2 separate regions of the Homo sapiens genome follow, and region 1 is linked to region 2. The links are chromatin contacts, found by Hi-C or POLR2A ChIA-PET in ENCODE. All regions are on one chromosome and are shown on one strand. Each heading gives the region's core, a stretch centred on a gene start or an enhancer-like site at or near the end of the contact. The rest is flanking DNA. Distances are from core to core; before and after follow the strand shown.

Region 1 (3,606 bases), core at 1-2,500, 540 kb before region 2:
CAATGAGTCCTGCCTCATTAGGGAGGAGAGAAGCAGCCAGTGAGTGTGCCAGGCCCTGGGCTAGGTGCTGGGAGTATGGAGATGTGTGGGGCCAAGGTCCTGCCTCTGAGAGGCGCCCAGTCTGCACCGGCACACAGTCTGCACCGGCACACAGTAGTGGCTCAAATAGTCTCAAACTAAACTGAAACTAACAAAGCAAAGTGCAGAGGGTGTGGCAGGACTCTGGGGCACACCCTCCCCTCTTCCCCACGCCTGCGGCTCCTGATGCCACAGGGGTGCAGGGTAAGGAGAGCCTACTGTTTCCTAAAGGCGCTCACATCTTGTAAAACCAGCAGTTATGGAGCACTTACTGTATGCCTAACTCTGTGTTGAGTGGAGGGCCAAAGAGGAGAACTACTGAGTTTGGGGGCAGTCAGAGCAGCACCTACATCATTGCCCTACAAGAAGGAAGGGGGACTGAGGCTGTTTGCCAGGAGGAATGAGAGGAGACGGGCTTCACAGATGGAGCAAACTGCCAGGAGATGTGGAGAACAGGGTGTCGCGAACCGCTCTGGGAGGGTTCCTGGTGGCTGAGGGGTGGCACGCACCTCCCTTAAAGGGAGCTGGCAGGGGTGTCTTGTCCACTCTGCAGAATGGGCAGGCCCAGGACAGCTGGCCCATCAGACCATTAGAAACAGCGAGTCCGGAGTTCCAGGGGCTTGTCCACGGCCACACAGCAGCCCGTGGCCCCAGGAAGCCAAAGCTCCCAGCCAGTCATCCAGTGGTGGGGGGTTTAGTTCCAGGGGGCCAGAGGTCCTCTGCGGAAGAGAGTGCAAGGCAGTATCCGCGGCAGGCCCAGAGAGGCCAGGACAGGTCAGAAAGGCCTACCCCTCTTTCGCTTGGTACCCTTTCCTCTTTGCGAGGGATGCAAAGGTTATTTATACTTCGGGTCTGCAGGCTGCGGGTGGGGCAGGCACCCCGCCTGGGGCGGGTTGCGGGCGCAGGGGCAGGAATGGGCTTACCTGCTTCCCGCCACCGGGGCTGGGCGGGGCGCTGCGGGGAGGAGGAGCCGGGCACAACCTGTGGACGGCCGCGGCCGGCGGACACACAGCAGCGGGGGCCCGGCCGGGGGTCGCCCGGGGGCCCGGAAGCCGGGGAAGAGCGAGGAAACCAACTTGGAGAGAGGAGTGACCTGGGGGCCGGGGGCGGAGTCGTGAGCGGGGGAGGAGAGAGCCGGCCGCCAGCAAGAGCCGCGCGGCGGCCCAGGAAGCGAGAGCGCCGCCCACCCATCCGGGGCAAGAGCCGCGCCGCAGGAGAGGCAGGCTGGACCGGGGGCTCCCCGGGCCCGCGACCCCCGCCGTGACCCCGCAGCCCCCAGCTCGCCCCCAAGATGATGAAGAGGCAGCTGCACCGCATGCGGCAGCTGGCCCAGACGGGCAGCTTGGGACGGTGAGTGTCACCCGCTTCCAGCCCCACTCTTACCCCGGCAGGACTTGAGGGGTCGTAAAAGGGTCGGGGGAGACGGGGGTGGGGGAGGCTGGGGACAGCTGGGCAGCCACCCTCTGAGCGGCCAGACTCCTGCTCTCTCTTCCTCCTCTCTGAACGCCGCCCCCGTCTCTCGGGCAGAGCTGGAGGAGCAAGGGTGGCCTTTGGGGGAAGGGATGCCCCCCCTTACCGGATTGGAGGGGGCTTCAGGCGGGAGAATGCTCTCTGCCCTAGGACGCTGGGACTTCTCTGCCTCCACGAGTCTCTAAGTGGATGGTCCTCCTGACCTCACTTGTCCCCTCTGGACAATGGGACAGTTCACCACCTCTGCTTGCTGGGCCGGGGAGGGAGGAGGGTCGATTAGGGCCACAGACCTGGGGCGAGGGGAGGAGATGGGTCCTGGCCTGGTGGGAGGAGGGGCCTGCCCCTGGCCTGCAGCGTCCCTCCCCCTCCCCCTCCCCCCAGCCCAGGGGCCTCCTGCTTCTGTCTCGTTTCTGCTTTTCCTGGACTCAGGTGGAAATATCCCCAGGTCTCCCAGCTCCCACCCCCAGCCTCTGAGCCGGTGGCACGGAGGCCGGAAGTTTGGGGAGCCTCTCAGAGCCTGTCTTCTCTGCTCCTCTTCCCCCAGCCTCAGGAGTTCCCCATTCTCTGGGTCCAGGGAGGGGACTGGGTGTCCAGAGACCTGGTTCTAGTCTCACACTGGCACAGATGCCTACATAGCCTGGACAGTCAGACCACCTTGCAGTGGGCCTTGGCATCCCCCATGTGTCCCCAGGTGGGGGCCAAGGGCCTGTGCACCCCTGCCCACAGCTGTAGTCCAGAGTGCTGTGTGACTGTGCCTAGGAGTCTGAGCTCCTGCACTTCCCGTTCTTGGGGCCAGCTAATACTCCTCATCCCGGGGTGGGCTGAGGATTTGGGAGTGGGCAGAAAAGAGGCTTCTGTGTCCCAAAGCTGGGCCCCGGGTGGGTCTCTCAGCCTCCCCTTTAGTTTCATCTGTCCGCCCTCTCTCAGGACACAGCCCTGGGTGGAGGAGGAAAAACCCATGTATCCTATTCCCACCCCCATGGAATGTGCTCCGACTGGGATGAAGCAACTGGGCCACCCAGGGCAGGCCTCAGCTGGGAGGGACAGTGGAAGCACTGGGGTCCAGGTGCCCTGCTGCGGGGAAGGGAAGTAGGGGGCGTTCTAACCCAGGCAGGCTCAGCAGAAGCACTCTCCCCCCCCCCCCCACCACTCCCCGCAGCACCCCGGAGACCGCTGAGTTCCTGGGTGAGGACCTGCTGCAGGTACGTGCCTGGGCCGGGCAGGTGGGAAGGCAGGCCTGTGCAGGCTGTCTCGGAGCAGAGGGCCGGGGCGGGGACGCCAGGTAGGGGCCTGGGTTGAGTCATTCCTCAAGCTGTTGGCCATGGGGTCCCCAGGGGACAGGAGAAAGTTTCCTGCTCAGGGGGAGACAGCCTCTCTTGATCCTTAACCTCCATACCTCCTTCCCAGGTAGAACAGCGGCTGGAGCCGGCCAAGCGGGCAGCCCACAACATCCACAAGCGGCTGCAGGCCTGTCTGCAGGGCCAGAGCGGGGCAGACATGGACAAGCGGGTGGTGAGTGGGGGGTCCCGGGAAGGAGGGGCCTGAGCAGGAGACTTCCATCCAATGGGGAAGCAAGGTCGGGGCTGGGGTTTCCTTGCCAGTCTGAGTGTCTGGCACCAAGGGCATGGAGACTGCTCTGTTCCAAGGCCCCTCTGGCACTGCACTCAAGAGGCCCTATACCTTCCCCATCACCTTTACCCCACTTCCCTGTGCACCAGTTCCCATAAGCCAAGGCCAGGCTTCTGACAGCACCTGAACTTCTCTGTCCAATCAGTGCGCAAGAGCAGGCTGTCAATGGGGCGGCCTCAGAGGGTTTCCTGAAGGAGGTAGCAATTGAGCTGGCTTTTGAGGGATACACGTTTATTAATCAAGAGGCAGCGTTTATTGGCTGATAACCGCCAGCTTGTTACTAACATATGAGTGCACTGTCTCATGGAACACTGGCACAACCCTAGGGGCAGGCATTGCTTTACACATGAGGAACTGGAGGCTCAGAGATAAAGTCACTTGTCCAAGGTCACATAGCTAGTAAGTGGCAGAACTGAGGTTTGAACCCTG
Region 2 (3,418 bases), core at 828-3,327:
ACAGAGTGAGACTCTGTCTCAAAAAATAAATAAATCAATAAATAAATACTTCAAGTTTGAAAAGCCTAAGTTTGAGGTGCTGAGTAAGCAACTAGATTTGAGTATGTCATTCCAGGGAAAGGTCTGGACTGGACTGGGGATATAAATTTGTGGGCTGACAGAATAGAGACGGCACTTAAAGAAATAAGACTGGATGAGATCACCATCCGAAAACGAGAAGAGGCATTTAAGACATGACCCTATCAAAATCCACTGTGAAAGACACAGAACATATTCTCCCAGGGAGCCACCCTCTACAAAGTGAAGTTTGTAACACACTCTTCACTACGGCCCCTTACTCCTTGCCTACCTACTTCCCCCAGCACACACACCCAATAGATGTCTGCAGACACACACACACACACACACACACACACACACACACACACACAGAGTATTTAAATTTCTCCTTTCTGTATCTCTTAGTGATGTCATTCTGCTGAGTAAGAGGGAAACTCCCTTTTGGGGAGTCTCTCATGTAACAAGAAAGTAATCCACGGAAGGAACAAGAAGTGTCCTAAACAGTAGCAAACCTTACACATCAGGACAATCACACAGGCTCTGGTGTCAGATTCCAGCTTCAACCTCATCGGTGTGACCTCAAGCAACTCATGCGCCCTCTTTTTCTCATGTGAAGTGAGAATATCATTGGCCACACCAAGGGTAGCCTAGAACATCAGACAGTCCGTAAATATTTGTTAGATAAACGATGACTGAATGAATGGTGAAGAGAACATATACAGAAGAGCCTGACTCACAAGAGGTGATGAACAAACACTGCCAAATGATACACTGAAAGACAAGGGACCTCCTGCTCATCCTTCTCTCCTTGTCTTCTCATTCTAGCCCTTTCCCTTTCCACTCCTTTCAATTCTGCCTATGACCCAACAGTAAAATCATGTATTTGTACAGGGCCATACTGGTTATAAAGCTTTACCTTCTACATTTTCTCATTCAAATTTTGAACCTCATGGCAGACTTACGAGGGCAGGAGGTACAGTTCCCCTGTCACAGATGAGGAAACTGAGACTTGGACAGAAAACAGGTTCCAAACTCCAGGCAGAAACTCTAACAAAAACAATGCATTCAAAAACAATGCATTCAGCCCAAGGGTGCAGCCTCAACGTTGCCAAACCGAACCTGCCTGACATCCTGTTGGGCGGGTAAGAGGCAGGTGAGGGAAAGACCCAGAAGCTAGGGGGAGGTATTCGTTGGGGTCATGTGGGTAGCCCATTAAAAATACGGCCACAGGTCCCCTTGCCCTGTGCCCTCCCTGTCCCACACCCACAGGCTTGCCCCGACCCAGTCCCATGATCACCCTGGTCACATGCTCCCTGTCACCAGCTTCCAAGTCATCTGTGGGAGCAGGAGGTGGACACAGGATTAGGGGTGGGAGACTCTGGGGTGGCCAGGCTGAGGGGAAGGAGGGAGCATGTCGGGGGCAGGTCTGGAGGCACGCGAGAGAGGAAAGGCAAGGAAAAAAAGCAGGGAGGAAAGGCAGGAGAAGCAGGGAGTGAGAAATGAGTAGAGGCACCACGAAAGGTGGAGACGGACGTGAAGTGGGGAATCAAGTGAGCACTTAGAGGAGCACAGGAAGGAAAATTAGGACGGCCAATGGGGCCTAAAGAGGCACTGAGGGTCGGGGAAAGAGAAGAGATGGATTGACTCGGGAAGTTAGGGATACTGAGGGAGACACACGGAGGAGACTGGGGTTCAGGGGAGAAACTCAGGGTCGAAGCTGGGGTCCCTGGGGTCCACAAGTTCGAGATGAGACACGGGCGGTCTCGGGATGGGAATTGGGGACGCAGGGGGATGAAAAGATGGAAGGTGGGGGCACTCAGGGAGTCACATAAGGGTTAATGGAGGACATGCCTCAGAATCGGAGACACGAGGAATATCCAAAGGAGGGTCCGGCGGAGACTTGGGAGTCCGGAGCGCCGAGGAAGTTGGGGAACGGACCCCCAGGCCCCGCCCACCCGCGAGGTCACTCACCTCGGCTTACTCAGCACTTCTACTTCCTCCTACTTCCGCAAACAAACGGGCCTCGGGCCACGTGATGGCCTGACCACCGCTCTCCGCCAATCACTGGTGGCCCTGTCCCAGGCCTCCTCTAGGCTCCGCCCCCGCGCCCGAGGACGGCGGGAGGCGGGGTCCGCCATTTTTTTTAACTGCCCAATGGAAGGGGCTCCCTTAGCCAGGAGGACGAGCTTTCGGCGGGAGCCAATCCTCGGCGGCGAGGCGCGGCCATGTTTGTGCGGGGCAGAAGGTGCCCGGCTTCTTGGCAGTCCTGTTGATGAGGGCCAGGAGTCCTACCCTAGTCCGCCTTCCGCCTCCTAAAGCGACCAGAGCCTGGAGTCTGAAGTTACTGTTAATGATTGCTCGTAAAGATAAAAATAAAGGCAACAGAGGCATAGGGCATAACAAGGAGGAACCTGTTTTGATTTTTGCCAGGTAGCCTCAAGCCAGGGTTGCCAGATGTAGCATATAAAAAATACGGGATGTTAAGTTACATTTGAATTTCAGCTAAACAGCCAATACATTTTTTTCCGATAGAACAGAAATTGATTATAGCTTTTTTATTTTTCACAACTAAGGCCAAATTCCCTAGGGGAATTACCACATGTCCTTTTTTTTTTTTTTTTTGAGACAAGTCTCGCTCTGTCGACCATGCTGGAGTGCAGTGGCACGATCTCGCTCACTGCAACCTCCGCCTCCCGGATTCAAGCGATTCTCCTGCGTCAGCCTCCCGCGTAGCTGAGATTGCAGGCGCCCGCCACTACGCCCAGCTAATTTTTTGTATTTTTAGTAGAGACGGGGTTTCACCATGTTGGCCAGGCTGGTCTCGAACTCCTGACCTCAAGTGATCTGCCCGCCTCAGCCTCCCGAAGTGCTGGGATTACAGGCGTGAGCCACCACGCCCGGCTCCGAAATTTTTAACATAAGTATAATATACTAAGTTTAGTATTGTGTTAAAAATGTGTGCATTGTTGTCTGGCAACACACCCTGAGCCAGTCTCAGGAAATACCTTAGCACTTTCAGTAGGAACTTGGGCAAATGATCTCTGTGAACCTCAGACCCATCATCCAGGAAGTGGGCACAGTAATACAAGATTGTTGTAATATCTAGAAGTAAATTGGTCCCCATTCGTGCACATAGTGGGATTTCAATAAATGGCAGTTGTTAGGGTTAATAATGCCGATAATGAGGTATTTTGCAGAGAAGCCAGGAGACTAGACTTTAGTCACACATCTGCTTCGGACTGAGCAGGTCATGTCCTCTCTTCAGCCCACTGGCTTGGTTGGACCTTTTCTTTCCCTAATAATCACCCAACCCTAGGTCTAGATGAATCTGCCAGACTGCTCTCCATTTACGTGGGAA

The links. A loop is a pair of places that touch in the nucleus more often than their neighbours do. ChIA-PET counts read pairs that join two places held with the same protein, here RNA polymerase II (POLR2A). Pooled maps may share reads with other maps.
Region 1: a map with no recorded cell type shows a loop between it and region 2 (4-fold over the local background). The contact joins the promoter of SH3BP1 here to the promoter of PLA2G6 in region 2. A Hi-C loop is called at or near these places in 1 of 37 single-sample maps with no recorded cell type and 3 of 50 pooled maps. POLR2A ChIA-PET finds 5 or more read pairs at or near these places in 1 of 52 experiments (naive thymus-derived CD8-positive, alpha-beta T cell).

What each region holds. Positions count from the first base shown.
Region 1 is chr22:37,638,419-37,642,024 of GRCh38, forward strand. SH3BP1 (SH3 domain binding protein 1) reads left to right here and starts at 1,251. Exons shown (of 18, transcript NM_018957.6): 1 at 1,251-1,428; 2 at 2,708-2,750; 3 at 2,956-3,060. The coding sequence starts at 1,370. It overlaps PDXP-DT (PDXP divergent transcript), which reads right to left. Exons shown (of 6, transcript NR_109952.1): 6 at 3,414-3,606. RefSeq lists silencers at 1-218, 849-998, 1,029-1,468.
Region 2 is chr22:38,179,753-38,183,170 of GRCh38, forward strand. It overlaps PLA2G6 (phospholipase A2 group VI), which reads right to left and starts at 2,078. Exons shown (of 17, transcript NM_003560.4): 1 at 1,912-2,078. RefSeq lists enhancers at 481-650, 931-1,000, 1,631-2,080, 2,030-2,324, 2,241-2,350.